Regions from separate parts of the Homo sapiens genome. Here region 1 is linked to region 2. Evidence: chromatin loops called from intact Hi-C (ENCODE). Cell type or tissue: heart left ventricle. All regions are shown on one strand.

Region 1 (8,000 bases), 50 kb after region 2:
ACACCAGGAAGTCTCCAAGCCATTCCCACTCTCTGAACTCCAGTAGGGTCTGTGATGTCCCAGGCACCAGTACCAAGTTGGATGTGCAGATATGCATAGGCAGGTCCCATCCTTGAGGACTTCAGAGTCCAGTAAAAGGCAGCAGAAACATGGGCTGGTGCCTAAGAGGAGAAAGCGTAGCCACAGTAAAGGCTATGCCAGAAAACTCCTAGCAAATGCTCTGTGTTCTTGGGAGAGGGCACATTGTTTTTGTTTTCTCTCCTATAGTTCCTGTAACTGCTGGTTTTGAGAATATAGTAATCATTTTTCCCAGAGGCAGATGACCACCTTAAGGTTCTTTAGCTGCAAATCCTCTAGGTTGAAGTTTGTGTGAAATAGTCACAGTGATTTTGAATAGTAAGGAATCCAGTTGCCTTTTGAACCTTCCCTCACAGGGATGAGAGAACAAGCCTGTGGAGGTTGTGGAGCTACTGGTAAACAACTGTCAGGGCCCCAGAAGGCTGATGTGGAGGCCTGGGGATACATTTCATCTAATAAAAGTATTACTAGGTATCAGTATCAGTAATAAAAGTATTATAATAAAGTATCAGTAATAAAAGTATTATAATAAAAAGTATTATTAGGACAGGTAAACTCATCCATCTACTGTGAGCTGCTGGCTTGGAGAACGACTTTTGAGGAGCCAGTTTCCTGAGGAGAAATGCTTTTATAAAGCACTCATTGCTTTGTAAAAGGAGACAAAACTGATCCTAAATGACCACTCCAGGGTTGCTGATTTTGTTTCTGGCTCATGTCTGCCTAGTAAACCACCAGCAAGCTGCTGAACCAGGCTGGAAACAACATTGTTGCAACTGGGAGGGACATAGAGTACTGTGAAAGCAGCGTTCCAACACATCTTCACTTTTACAAAGGGATAGGCAGAGACTTCCAACATAGAGGTTCTTAAACTTCGAGGGGTTACAATCCCCTTGCAAATATTTTTATAGCTATGGACCCTCTCCTCAGATCTACAGCCAACATTTTCAGTGCACCTTAGGAGGTCATTTTAGTCCACGCCTCTGAAAAAGCTGCACTCCAACGGCTGAAGAGCAAGCCATACGGCCGAGAATGGGGCTCCCTTTGCCTTCATGAAAGCTACTTCCCCCAACACTAAGACTCAGCTGTACGTTTGCTTAGCTCAGTCACATTTACATTCTTCTGGGTGAACTGTACCTTTTGAGTACCTGCCTTCATTTTCTAGAATCAGACCTAACAAGGTCAGTAGAAGCCTGGGCAGCAGCAGGCCTGGAAAGACGAGGCAGCCAGCATGAACTGCTGTTCTCTCCCTGACCACAAGGCGTCGTCTTCCTCCAGGGTCAAGTAATTGTTCTTGTTCCGCCTCACAGGAATGTGGGGAGGAAGGACGTAACACTATAAAATGCTGCGTCCTACCTTAAACTTGTACTGTGAGAAAGCTGGAAACTTCCACCTGTACAGTGGGTCTGGTTTGCATGTTTAGTTTCATTTGTGGGAACTGCTTGTCCAAGAGTGAGCTCAGGTCAGGGCAGTTTGTGCCTATGAGAATTAGCTCAGCTATCAGGCAGGTTTTTAGACACCTTTTTAAAATGTGCTCGTGTTTGGTTTGTTTTGCTTACTGTCAGTCCTGGGTCAATCAAAGGTTTGTAAGGGTGAGAATTTTTATGCACTGCTATATCGCAAGTGCTTAAAACAGAGACTGGCCCAGATGAGGCATTCTTCAAATGTTTGTTGAAATGAATGGACAAACTCTTAGGATAAATCCTAATTTGTTGGCAACTGTTATTTGATTTTAGAAGGCAAACTGATTTTATTTTAGAGAGGGGAAGGGGAGGGGAGGCTCATTAGCCTCTTGGTAGAAAGAGGACTATTTCTGCAAATGAATAGGTTTCCACCTTAAGTAGTGACAGTCCTTAACTTCTTATTATGGAGTGAGTCTTGACCGCTTTCCAAGTTCAATAGAAGTTCAAGATTGCCTCTCAGTGATTAGGGAAATTGAAGCTTTTAAAGCTCCTGGTCTCAGTAATTCCTCAGAATAAACCTCTTTAAAAGGGATATTGATGGAAATGTACAATTACCAGTAATTGAGGTTTTATCTGAGGGGATGGAGATGATGAAATGGTTCCTTCTTGGAAGTTGTTGGCATTTTGGCTTTATTTTTCACAAATAAAGTGAAACCATTTAAAACGATTGACAACGATTATATAGTGCCATGTGGAATACAATAGATATTAATTTGTGGTTGGTTTTTCTGCCTGCTTTAAATGAAATGTATTATGTTTCTGGGTTCCTTTTTTAGCTGTAAAAATACTTCGTCACTAAAGCATGAAATTTAATCAGCAGTTGTTCTTCAAGTTCCTGAAAGCTATAAAAGTTTCTCATGACTTGAGTGGTTTTTTCCCTGCCCACCAGAGGAGAAAGCCCTTGTAGAATTCTGCAGTGTTACAAGTGTTCCCTACAAAAACTGAAACCATCAGCTCCTCTTTAACAAGTTGGCTTTTTAAAAGCACGTAATTACAATTTAATGGTATTCTGTAAAGTGGTGCTTTAGGCATAATTTAAATTCTTTTTAATGACTATATTTCTTCAAAACTTTGAAAGAAAAATGTGTTCTTTTTGCTGCATCCTTTGTAAGAAGACTGCCAACAGAGGAAAAAGGACTTTACAAATTAAGACCATCTTGGTTTCATTTCCACAAAGATGAGAACAAATCATGGTGTTAGGAAAGGATCCTTAGAAGAACACAAGAATTTGAAAGCCCTTGGTGGTTATCACTACTATATTTCATATTTCCACAGAAGTGACTTAGCCAAGCTCTGCATTTTGAGCCTGCTGACTTTCATTTAAAAGGAATGAAAGGCTGAAAATCCAGGCTGCTGTGTCTGTAGATAAAGGTCAAACCATGTTTGAGTTCTTCACTGTTGTGTCCACCTAAATAAAACTGAGTAAGTAATGAAAAATGTCTTAATATTTCTTGCCTTCCCTTTAGGGAGAGTCATTTCATGGAAGATGTAATGGGAGATGCATTCCAAAATGTCTTGAGGCTCATTGCTGTCTGCTGGAAACATAAAATTCCATAGGCTTCATGCTGCTTGCTAAAATCCAGCTGGCAGTGACTAAAGAAAGAGAGTCCTTGATTAAGGGCCCACAGATTCTGGAATTTCTAAAGCACAAATCACTTGCTTTCTGATTGAGGATTGTTTGCCTGGGCTTGGGAAAAAAAGATCAGCAACCATGTGCTACTAAACATGGGTTCTCCTGCTCACCTCTCTCAAGAGGAGGACTCCTTTGTACAATGGTTAGTACAGCTTACTATTGTGGGTAATCAGAGCCATGTGAAATTTTAGTGCCATTCCTGGCATATCACAAATATAGTAAATTCTCTCTAAGTGCTAGCTTTGACTATCTTGCTCACCAGCTATTCCCAGGGTGGCAACCCCAGGACCCTTGGATGTTGTATTAGTTTTCTATTGCTCCATAACAAATTAATGCAAACTTAGCAGCTTAAAGCAATACACATATATCATCTTGCAGTTTCCTGGGTCAGGAATCTGGACACAGCTCAGCTAGGTCCTGTGCTCAGGGATTCACAGTGCTACAGCCTAGTTGTGGAAGGTTGTATTCTCATCTGGAAGGTCAACTGGGGAAAGAGCTGCTTCAAAGCTGCCTCAGGTTGTTGGCAGAATTCATTTTGCCTAACTCAGAATCAACTGATTTGGGACCTTAATCACATCTGCTAAAACCCTCCACCTTTGCCATATTATCTTGGCTAGAATCAAGTCACAGGTCCTGCCCACACTCTTAAGTGGGAGTCATGGGGCTACACTACACTCTGTCAGCACAGATAACCTAAATCCTACCCAGTCTGTCTCAGAGACCTGTAGCTTTACCCCCTTAACAGTCTTCTGAGGCCGGCCTCTGTTCCCAGTGGTGTCATTCAGGCCCTTGTCTCTCCTGAATTCCTCTGATAGTCTTACTGTATCTAACCCAGCTAACACATTTTCTGTCTGTGGACTTTCTAGAATGCAGCAGTGATCATGCAAACTCTCCCTACCATTCCACCATCAGCACTTTTAAATCCCTTGGGACTCTTCGTGGCTTTCAGGACAAAGAACAACCTTGTTTCTTAGACCATACAAGGCCCCACCTCTTGAAGATCATCACATAGCCACTACTCTCCCTCTCATCTCTTACACAGCCTCGTGCACTGTTTCTTAAAAGCCTCTCTGCTTTCTCGGATGCTGTCTGTCCTCATCCGCCTCATACATTCTATTCAGAAGTCACCTCCAGCCTCCCCAGCAGGAAGTATTCGTGACCTGCCACTCCCTTTGTCCTGACTTAGATGCCCTCTGTGCTTGCTATTGCTCCTTGCCTCAGTGCTTAGCACTCTGCACTACGTTGATGGCTTTGTCTGTCTCCCCCTGTCTTGGAGGCCCCTTGAGGCTGGATGGTGCCTTCCACATCCCTGTGCTCCCAGCACCTGGCACACAGCCTGATGCCCATGTGCTGAGGGATTATTTAGACCCCCATCTGCCGCCATGAATGCCTTCTGAACATGTCCAGAGTGGGTGACAGCATCAGGTTAGAAGTGAATTCTTCCCCCAGGCCTTATCCATCTCTATCACGACGACTCCTACTTTGCCCAATTTGAAGTGGCCAAGTACAGCTCATCCTGTATTTCCTTCTCCTATTTTAGTAATTGAGGGCTTAACCTGAAGGCTTGCTGAAGCACTTCTAAGAAACTTCTCATGGTGGTGGTTTCTCCCCTCTGCACCCATGCTAATTTACATCTGAGTGGCCTCACTTTTCTAAGAGTTCTAACATTGACCAGCTTATTTGAACTCCACAGTTGGGTGTGCTATTGATCTGAGATACTTAATGCCATTGTGGTAAGAATAATGATGGCTTTTCTGTTCATAATTTGTGTCCACCCAGGGAAGATGTTTATGAAGTTTTCCCCCACCCCACATCCCCCTCCTACCATCACCCAGTGCTGAGAGCAGAGGAGGAAGGAGAGAAGCCAAGGTGGAGGCTACCGACCTGTGTCCCCCTTGATAAAACCAAATTACAGTAACTAAACTGCACATGAGACAATTTGCTGATCAGATCCTACCTCTTCTCCCCTCATATAATGCCAGTGTTCTGAATTCCCCTCTTTGAAAGAGGAGTGGAAAGGAAAGGCCCAAATGCTCCTCTGTGGTACACCAGAGACTGTGGAGACCCCTCAGGGGAAGGAGAAGCACACCAAGCCCATGAATGAGGAAAAGTCAAAATAAATCTTCCCAAGAGCCCTGTTCCATTATTGCAATGTACCTTTTCTCAGACACAAGGAAATGGAAACAACTAAAGTGTTACCAAAAAATCACTTCCAAATTCCCAGAAATGAAATTCACATTACCTCAGGAAGCAAAGAATCCAATAATAAAACCCAAGCTTTCATGGAAGATTCAGGAACGTAAAAGGCAATGTTCTCAAGGTAATTTCATAGGTAGAGACTCCTAAAGAGATTTGTCTCATTTGTTCATTTTGAATATCAGAACTGTTACAAAGGAAGCTTGTTTTTTTTTGAATGTTAGAAATTTCTTTATTATTACTTATTAAGCGCCAGCTTAATGCTGCAGAAAATTTCAAATTACCCTTGATAACCCACTTTCTTTTCTCCCACCCAAATTCTTGATCAAGAGTTTTTCAAGTAAAGACATGCTCTTCTCTCTTCTGTATAAAACTTTACGAAATAAAGGCAAAAGATTGTGTACATCTTGATGGAAAATGCTGCCCAGGGCTCTGGAGACGGTGGCTGCCCGGGCTCCCTTCACTGCCCAGGTCCTGAAAGACTCTTATTCATGAACTGTCTCTTCACAAAGCAAGTCCACCACTTGCTGGGTTTATCATTCTGAGGGTCGAAAACTTTCTCACAAAGTCTCAGTCCAGTCTCTTGCCTTAGCTGTTGTAAATAGGCTCTCATCACTTCATCTTCCTGTTTGTTTGCAGGTTTGGCATAAATTGCGTTAAGTAGAAAACCAGGCTTTCCAGGAATGGGAAAATTAGTGATTCCCAGTGTATACATTTCTTTCTCACCTTGGCTTTTGGAATTGCACTTTTGGAGTTTCTTCAGACATTCAGAAATGTAGAGAGTTATATATATCATTATATATTATCAAGGTCCTATCAGCTTCATTCTTAATTTCATAGTTTTTGAAGAAGATATTGGCCTTGAAGTAATAGATGCTTCATCCACAATATCTGTATCTTTTGTCTCTCTGGGGGCAGGTCGTTTGAATTGACTTCTGATAGGCAACAGTGCCTTGTTTCCGATGAGTTTGATGTCAGGATCCATGAGAGAAGAGTGGTAAGCCAGCATCTTGGCGGCGCCCGGGTTTCAACCCAGAGGAGCAGGATCGGAAGCATTGTTAAGTACAGAGGTCTTTGGAGTTCCTTATCATCTTTGTAAGTAACCCATGAGATAAGGGAAGCTTCATTTAAAAGAAATTACCCAAAACTATGGCTGTGGCAAAGAGAGCAGAAAGAAAAAAAAAAGAGTAAACATTAAAAAAAGAATAAGGGGCCGGGCCCAGTGGCTCATGCCTGTAATCCCAGCACTTTGGGAGGCTGAGGCAGGTGGGTCATGAGGTTAGGAGATCGAGACCATCCTGGGTAACAAGGTGAAACCCCGTCTCTACTAAAAATACAAAAAAAATTAGCCAGGCTTGGTGTCACGTGCCTGTAATCCCAGCTACTTGGGAGGCTGAGGCAGGAGAATCGCTTGAACCCAGGAGGCAGAGGTTGCAGTGAGCAGAGATCACGCCACTGCACTGCAGCCTAGGAGACAGAGCAAGACTCCGTCTCAAAAAAATAAAAATAATAATAAAAAAAGGGTGGTCTAGACACTCTGTCCAGTTGAATATGAGAGACGTATGTAAGTAATTTTAAATTTTCTAATAGCCACATAAATGAGTGAAATTAATGGTTATTTTAACCTAATATATCCAAAAGACTTCAACGTGTAATCAATATAAAAATATTGAGTTTCTTTTATTATACTTTAAGTTCTAGGGTACACGTGCACAACGTGCAGGTTTGTTACATATGTATACATGTGCCATGTTGGTGTGCTGCACCCATCAACTCGTCATTTACATCAGATATATTTCCTAATGCTATCCCTCCCGCCTACCCCCACCCCACAACATGCCCTGGTGTGTGATGTTCCCCTTCCTGTGTCCAGGTGTTCTCATTGTTCAATTCCCACCTATGAGTGAGAACATGCAGTGTTTGGTTTTTTGTCCTTGCAATAGTTTGCTGAGAATGATGGTTTCCAGCTTCATCCATGTCCCTACAAAGGACATGAACTCATCCTTTTTTATGGCTGCATAGTATTCCATGGTGTATATGTGCCACATTTTCTTAATCCAGTCTATCATTGTTGGACATTTGGGTTGGTTCCAAGTCTTTGCTGTTGTGAATAGTGCCACAGTAAACATACGTGTTCATGTGTCTTTGTAGCAGCATGATTTATAATCCTTTGGGTATATACCCAGTAATGGGATGGCTGGGTCAAATGGTATTTCTAGTTCTAGATCCTTGAGGAATCGCCACATTGTCTCCACAGTGGTTGAACTAGTTTACAGTCCCACCAACAGTGTAAAACTGTTCCTATTTCTCCACATCCTCTCCCGCACCTGTTGTTTCCTGACTTTGTAATGATCGCCATTCTAACTGGTGTGAGATGGTATCTCACTGTGGTTTTGATTTGCATTTCTCTGATGGCCAGTGATGATGAGCATTTTTTCACGTGTCTGTTGGCTGCATAAATGTCTTCTTTTGAGAAGTTTCTGTTCATATCCTTCACCCACTTTTTGATGGGGTTTCTTTTTCTTGTAAATTTGTTTGAGTTCTTTGTAGATTCTGGATAGTAGCCCTTTGTCAGATGGGTAGATTGCAAAAATTTTCTCCCATTCTGTAGGTTGCCTGTTCACTCTGATGGT
Region 2 (8,000 bases):
TGTGAATTAAAGGTGATAGCTTTTGGCATCATCAGACCTTGCTAATTGATTGTTATGTGCATGATGCTGTACCTTGGCAATGGGGTGTCAGACACACGTAGGACATAAGAATCTTTCCTCTGGAAGCACGGTCTAGTAGAGAAGTTGAACGCATAACCCTCCTAATGCAGGATTCATGGAACCTGGGCAGTGTCAGAAGTGTGTACTAAAGCCTGATGCTGTGGAAAGGCAGAAGGAGGGGTTTCTTCTGACTCATGAACAGTGAGAGTTTCAGGGCAGAGTTGGCCCCTGAGGCAGGATTCCAAGTGTGTGGAGCAGTGTTGGCTGAAGCTGAGACGTGTGAGACAACATGTGGCTGCTGGAGCTTTAGTGGCACCGTCACATGGAGAGGTGGGAGCCAAAGTAAGGGTCCAGGGGCTCCACATGAAAGAAGGCATAGCAAATCCCATTGTTTTCCTGTTTGTGTTGGGGGGGTGGTGTGTGTGTGTATAAAATTAGAAACGAGAAAATCAGCTGTAATTACATGTTTTTCCTTTTTCCACCTGTATGATAAACTAGTATATATAAGAATTCATCTCTTTTGATATAAAATCCCCTCAAGCGTAAAATAAATTATATTTTCCAGTTACTTTCCAAAAATTAAATTTTCTGTCAACTGTTGTTTGATAAAATAGGGTTCAAGTTGAAACTTTGTGGCGATTTTTCCTTTAAATAAATGATTTTTTACTTTAAAGAAAATCTATTAAATCAAGAAATGTGCATGGATTGTGCTTTAGATTTAAGAGCAGGTTCTCTGTGGGGGTGGGAGTGTTGTAGGTTAGAGAGAGGGAATGTCCTCATATGATAAAATACTTGGCTTCATATTAAAGGCTTCCGTTTGGTCTTTGGCCTTTTCTCTTAGTAGTTCAGCCCACTGGGCTCCTCTCAGAAAAGAGGGACTGAGCCTGCCTGGGCCACAGAGACCCATGGGCATAGCAGCAGGCTGATCTTTATCAAGCCCTGCTGGGTGCCAGCATGGTGGCTGCAGGTGAAGCGTCCACTCCTCAGAGGTTCTGGCCCCTTCCCTCCCACAGCAGTTCACGCAGGTCCTGCATGGTAGGCACTGGTGTGGGGCTACCTGGGCTGGTGGGGACTGTGTTGGGGACAGAGAGCAGAAGGGACTCTGCCTTGCTCATTCACCAGATCTTGGTCTGGCTGCCCACAATCACAGGTTGAGGGTCACTGCAGAAGTGATGTGGTCTGGAGGGGCATGGCAAGGCTGGTGCCATGGTCAAGGTGGAGGCAACTTTGGTAGTCTTTGCGGCAGCCACTCATTGGTCCAGATGTGCCCTGTGATAGTGAGAATTACAAGCAGAAACCCTCCTGAGGGAGTGGCAAGGAGACTCTTCTGAGTTGTGCCTGGGAGCATTTTGAAGGCTTTTGGACAGTGAGATACTAAGGATTGAATGTAAGAACTAAAATGTGCACCTGTCTGGTTAGGCCTGATACTTCTAGTCAGCCTTTCTAAAATACTGCAGGTGTGCCTCCTCTGAGATTCAGCTGGGTAGGGGGAAAATAAGTGACACACAGCAAAAGACAGTTTAATTGTGAGTTTGGGCTAGAAAGGCTGTGTGGTGGGAGCCAGAGAAGGGAGAATCAGTGGTTTCACCAGCCCTCATTTTTCCTTCCTCTTGTCTTCTACCATGTCTTGCCCTCAACAAGTGCTCCATAGGAATTTAGTGAAGGAAGTGCCAGAGCACACTAGGGAACTCTCCCAGAGTGGCTGTGCTGAGGGAATGGACGGAGTGTTCTGGATAAGGGTCCCAGTTGCTTGGAAGTGCGCCCTCTGAGTGCCATTTAATGATACAAGTGCTGTCCTGGGTCAGGCCTGTCCTGGCCACCTCCCAGACACCTGCCTCTGATGATAGCAGTAAAGGATGCACATCGTCATGATAGGTAAGTTGTCCCACTTGATTTATAAGCTCAGGTTATATTGCGTGTGCCTCAGATTCTTTTTTATGTTATTTTTGTGATGAGGAAGAATCTGTGTTCAGAGTGCAGAATGGTGTACTGTGGAAGAAGGATGAGTGTGATCTGTGTGGCTTGGGTACCCTATGGGTGTCACCTTGTGCAAGCTGCTGGGAGACAGTGCCTTGAGGCCCTTCATTTCTAACACATCTACTCTCAGATGCCTCTAGAAGTGCTGCACATTTCATTGATGGGGGGAGAGGTTTAGGAAATGGCTGGGCGACAGCTTTGTGTAGAATATAAGCATGATTGCATGACGTGACCTTCAAGCTCTGAAATTCTAGAAGTATTTCTCTAAAGTTATGAATTCCCTTAGTGTGCTGCAGTTATGGACTGAATGTTTGTGTCTCCCAACCGCAAAATTCATATGTCGAAGTCCTGATCCCCAATGTGATGCTAATTGGAGATCCCTTTGGGAGGTAATTAGGTTTGGATGAGATTATGAGAGTGGGACCTTCATGATGGGATGCCCTTAGAAAAAGAAGAAATCCCTCTTTCTCTCCCCCCTCCCTCTTCCTCTCCCCCCTCCCTCTTCCTCCTTCTCTCCCTCTTTCCCTCTCTCTCCCACTACCCCCCTTCCTCTCTTCTTCCCTCTTCCTCTCTCCACAAGTGCGGCCACAAGGAAAGGTGTGTGAGCACGCTGGGAGAAGGGGGCCATCTGCAAACTAGGAAAAGAGCTCTCACCAGACACCGAATCTGCTGGTACCTTGATCTTGAACTTCCCAGGCTGTGAGAAAATAACTGTTGTTTAAGCCACCCAGTCTGTGGGATTTTCTTACAGCAGCCTGGTTGAAGACAAAACTATCAACAGACCAGACTCTGAATGGGATTCATGTTTAAGGGGTCTTTTGACAGGGCCTCCTGTGCCCTGCGCTTAGGGCTGTACAAGGCCTGAGGCGTCAGGGGCTGCTTTGATTCCCTGGTGCCTCATGTGGCACATATCCCCTGGGAAGGAGAGCCCGTGTCTCCTGCCAGGATGTTTCTGGCTGGCTGGACCAGGTGGGGAGCTGGGGCAGCCAGTAGTCTACTAGGGAAAGGGTGTCTGGTCAGCCGGGGACCCTGCCTCCCTCACCCACTGACCTCTTAGTGGGCAGCCACCGTTCTGGGTAGAGAAGGACTTAGTCTTTCTGAGTTAGCACTGCTCTTTTGCTATCATTACAGGGCAGGCATTGGGCCAGCCCCAGTGAGTCAAAGGATAGATATAACTGCAGCTGCTTCCAATATAGTTTGCTTGGAGTTCCCCTTTCATTTCCTGCAACTGAGTCAGCGGCTGGGTGGCTTAAGTTATCTGCTCTGTTGTGGCTGAATTTAGACCTGTCTTTGGGAATATCTTCAGGCTGCTTTTTAGCATGTACCAGCTGGCAAAGCAGATCGATTCTTTTCAGGGTTGTCTATCAGAGTGGGCCAATATTTAGGGTCTCATGGCATAGGTCCTATAATAGAACATCTTCAACTCACACTAAACCAAAGAGCCAAGAGAGACTCCTAACCCCTCCAGAAGGATGCATGCTGTCCAGAGAGTCTACTGTTGGATACATGTTTTACTTTGTTAATATTTTTCTTGTACAAGTAGTAGCTAAATACATCATCATGGTAAAGGATTCATAAATCTCTTTCACTATGTGCTGAAGGTAGGTGGACACTTTGTGCAGCCTTATTGCTGTACTTTGTCTGCATTAGCATAACGTGTACACCTTATTTTATTTTTTAAAACAAATCGAGTCATACCATAGTGGCTTGCTTTTTCTCACTTAGTATGTTTGGAGAGCTTTCCGTGCCAGTACATAGGTGTCACCTCACTGTTTTATAATAGAACAGTATTCCATAGCTTAGAATATACTTACAATTCATCTAAGCAGTCCCCTAATGATGGACATTTACTTTCTTTCAAAATTTCTACTCACACATAAAGCTTGTTTGCATGAAAATCTTCGTAAATATTTCTCTCCTCCCAGCATTAAAAGGAAAGGAGACTAGTCGCAGCAGTATCAGTTTCCAGAAGGATGACATCATTTTCCGAATAGTTTTGCATTCCTGCGTTCCTATTTGAAATAAGTGGAAGAAAAAAAAAAACCACTGCCCTGTACACTATCCAGCTCTGACTCCCTCAAAATGTGACTGCATTAGAAGTTTGGAAGAAGCATTTTGATGTGCTCTTGGTTTTAAGAAAGAAAGGGCCTCCTTCAGGGGGTAGAATTGCAACTTTAAGTAGAACTTCATGATACATGTTCTCCTAACACTGTAAGTTTCCTTCCTAACATTTACCATAACTTGAAGTTAGGTAATTACTTGCATACTTATCTGTTGAATACTGTAAGTTCATTTAGGGCAGGGACCATGTGTCCTTAAAACTTGATACATATCGGCCGGGCGCGGTGACTCATGCTTGTAATCCCAGCACTTTGGGAGGCCGACGTGGGCGGATCACGAGGTCAGGAGATCGAGACCACGGTGAAACCCTGTCTCTACTAAAAATACAAAAAATTAGCCAGGTGTGGTGGCGGGCGCCTGTAGTCCCAGCTACTCAGGAGGCTGAGGCAGGAGAATGGCGTGAACCCGGGAGGCGGAGCTTGCAGTGAGCCGAGATCGCGCCACTGCACTCCAGCCTGGGCGACAGAGCGAGACTCCGTCTCAAAAAAAAAGAAAAAAACTTGATACATAGAAGTATTAGGCAGCTCTCACATTGCTATGAAGAAATACCAGAGACTGGGTTATTTTTAAAGAAAAGTTTATGTGGCTCATGGTTTTGTGGGCTGTACAGGAAACCTAGTGGCTTCTGCTTGGCTTCTGGGGAGGCCTCGGGAAACACAGTCATGGCGGAAGGCAAACAGGGAGCAGGCACGTCTTATATGGCAGGAGCAGGAGCAAGAGAGAATGGGGGGAGGTGCTACACATTTCTAGTGGCTCACACCTGTAATCCCAGCACTTTGGGAGGCCAAGGCGAGCGGATCATGAGGTCAAGAGATCGAGACCATCCTGGCCAACGTGATGAAACTCCGTCTCTACTTAAAATACAAAAATTAGCTGGGTGTGGTGGCGCATGCCTGTAGTCCCAGCTACTTGGGAGGCTGAGACAGGAGAATCGCTTGAACGCGGGAGGCAGAGGTTGCAGTGAGCTGAGATCATGCCACTGTACTCCAGCCTGGCGACAGAGCGAGACTCCTTCTCAAAATATATAGACAGATAGATAAAACCTGAAAATAGGCCTTAGGACCTTCATGGACTCTAGGTTTGGATTAGCAACATCCCTTTAAAAAACCATGCAAACACCTTTTTTCTGCAGCTGGTTGCTTTCTTGGATTGCTTCCTTGTCAAACCCCTAACTGAGGCAGCGAGAGCTTGGTCCAAAGTGGAGAAAGGGAGGCAATTTGGGGGCATTTGCCCTGGCTAAGCTAGGAACTCTGGGCGAGGCAGGCCCCGCTGCATGCTGTGGGGTTTCTGGGGGCAGCAGGGAGACATTAGTTACTTGGGGAGAAGGGGGCCTAAAGAGAATCTACCATCTGCTTGGTACCAGGCACACCTAGTTCTGTGGGGGGTGAAAGGGGTGGTGGGGAGGGGACGCTGTTGTTTTTTAATAAATTCTCTATAAAGCTCACACTCCTTTTTAAAATATAAATATTTATATATGTATATTATATCATTATAAAGATAAAACTTACTGTAGAAAATATGGAAAATACAGAAGAGAAAATAGCAGTACATCTATAATACTACCAGGGATAACTACTATTCTTGAAAAACCAAACACTAAGTCAAGGCCATGTTACCATGTTCCTAAATTGTTGTACATGATTTTTTTTGTTGGCAGTGACATGGAATGTTGTGCACGTGTCAAAATTTAACTGTTTCACAAGTTTTGTAATATAAATAGCATTGTGAAGAACACTCCTGTACATAATAAACCACCTCTCTAAAGATCTCAGTATTTCAAGTGATTGTATAATTCTAATTACAAGGTCAAAGTATACATAGACATTTTTAAGATTTGACTGGTGTGGTTGGGTTGCCCTCTGGATAGACCCCCAATGGATACTTCTCCCCGCAGCTGAAGGAGTGGCTTTCCCCACAGCTGGCAAAAGTTAGTGGATTATCGTCCACAGCTTAATAGGTGAACAAAGGTGTGCCATTGTTTTAAGTCGCATTTATTCAGTTACGGCATTGAATGTTTTTTCGTATGTATTTTTTCCATTTATATAATTCTGTGAATTGTCTGTTCTTATCTTTTGCTTATTTTTCCAAGGGGATGTTGGTTTCTCAATGGGTTTTATTAACTATTTCTATGTTTCAAATATTTTCTAGCTAGCCTTTATTGTATTTTCTTTTCCGGTTGTCCGTTTCCTTTGAATTCTGTTTATGTTAAGCATTTTTGTTTTTTAATTTTTAATTTTTGTTGGTATGTAAAGGTATATATTCATGGGGTATGTGAGATATTTTGACACAGGCATACAATGTGTAATAATCACATCAGGAGAAATTGGGTATCCATCTCCTCAAGTATTTATCCTTCGTTACAAACAATCCAGTTGTACTCTTTCAGTTATCTTAAAATGTAAAATTAAATTATTATTGACTACAGTCACTCTATTGTGCCATCAAATACTGGATCTTATTCATTCTATTTTTATGCCCATTAACCATCCCCATTTCCCCTGACAGCCATCCCTCAGTAACCTTTACAGTATAAGTTTTGATAAGCAGAAGTTATTTTAAGTCATCAAAACTACCCATCTTTTAATTATTTCTTCAGTTGCATTATGATTAGACTGTCATAGCCCATCCTTAGGTCTATCAGTTTTTTAAAATGATCTTTAATGATTTTATTTGAACATTTACCTCTACAGTCTGTTTTGTTCTTTTGGTGCTATAAGTCAAGACTCTAGCTGATAATCCCCCCATTGTCATTTATTGAGGAACCCGTTCGTTATTCATTGATCCTTGATGATTTCCCAATCATATAGTCAACTCAAGTAAGTGAGCCTATTTTTGGGCTGTTTATATTGTTCCACTGGTCTATTAATTTTCATGAAAATACCAGACCATCCATTTTGTCACTGCTTTCATACTGGCTTGTTTTTAGATGTGAGTAGATACCTAGGTAAATTAAAGTTATAAAATATTAGAATCATGACAGGGAAACTGAAGCTCAGCAATCTAAGTGAGTGACTTGCTTGGCACCAATTGTCACATCGCCTTAGCAGATTAATTTCTCATAATATATCAGATATTTAAAAGGCTCTTGAATTATAGGAAGAGCATCATTATCAGCAGGATCCTTACTGGAAACTTGTCAGGCTATCTCACTATTGGACCTTTTAAAATATTGTAGTTATGAGGAACACTATTTTGATATATAATAAATATTTATTTGGTCTTTGGTTTCCCAGCACTCTGCTGATGAGGTCACTGATGGCAGTGGTCTCCTGGATAGCCTTGTGAGCCAGGCTTGTTGCCAAGGGAACCAACTATGTGATTAGAGGGTTGAGACTCTCAGCCCCAACCCCTGACCTCACGGGAGGGGAGAGGGCCTGAAGCCTGAGTTGATCACTAGTGGCTCATGATCTAATCAACCATGCCTGCATAGAAACCCAGGGAGAGGGTTCCGAGGGCATCCACGTTACATCCACGCTGGGAGGGTTGTGCATCCCAACTCCATGGGGACAGAAGCTCCTTCACTCAGGACCCTTCTGAACCTCGCTCTGTGTATCTCTTTACCTGTCTGTTCATTTGTATCCTTTAAAAGATCCTTTTTCGTAAATTGCCAATAGTAAGTAAAGGGTTTGCCTTAGTTTGTAAGTCACTCTAGCAAATGAATGAACCATAGGAAGGGGTTGTAGGAATCCTCAATTTATAGCTGGTTGGTCAGAAGTTCTATTACTGCTGTTCTTGTAATTGTGGGAAGCTGTAATAAATAATGGATGGGCTAAATAGAGTAGAAATGCTTTGAAAAAGATTACAACTTCCAGATCGGTTCAGAAAGTGGTGAATATTTCAGT

What was found. Hi-C counts contacts between places; a loop is a spot of excess contacts. Peaks named below come from ENCODE experiments on the same cell type or tissue, not always from the same donor. Only the 100,000 strongest peaks of a DNase experiment are listed, where the experiment ranks them.
Region 1: it touches region 2 in a loop (2.5-fold over the local background); 12 of 110 quality-filtered maps call a loop at or near these places.

The regions. Positions count from the first base shown.
Region 1 is chr11:94,182,622-94,190,621 of GRCh38, forward strand. It overlaps the pseudogene ARPC3P3. Among named protein-coding and RNA genes, the nearest start is that of PANX1, 58 kb to the left of the region's middle. In heart left ventricle, a CTCF peak has its summit at 1,333; a DNase peak (open chromatin) is centred at 1,320; H3K4me3 peaks cover 330 bases.
Region 2 is chr11:94,132,128-94,140,127 of GRCh38, forward strand. All of the region lies in intron 1 of PANX1 (pannexin 1), which reads left to right. Among named protein-coding and RNA genes, the nearest start is that of PANX1, 7.3 kb to the left of the region's middle. RefSeq lists enhancers at 1,106-1,605, 4,156-4,450. In heart left ventricle, no CTCF peak of the experiment used is centred here; DNase peaks (open chromatin) are centred at 1,829 and 3,174; H3K4me3 peaks cover 1,061 bases; H3K27ac peaks cover 3,731 bases.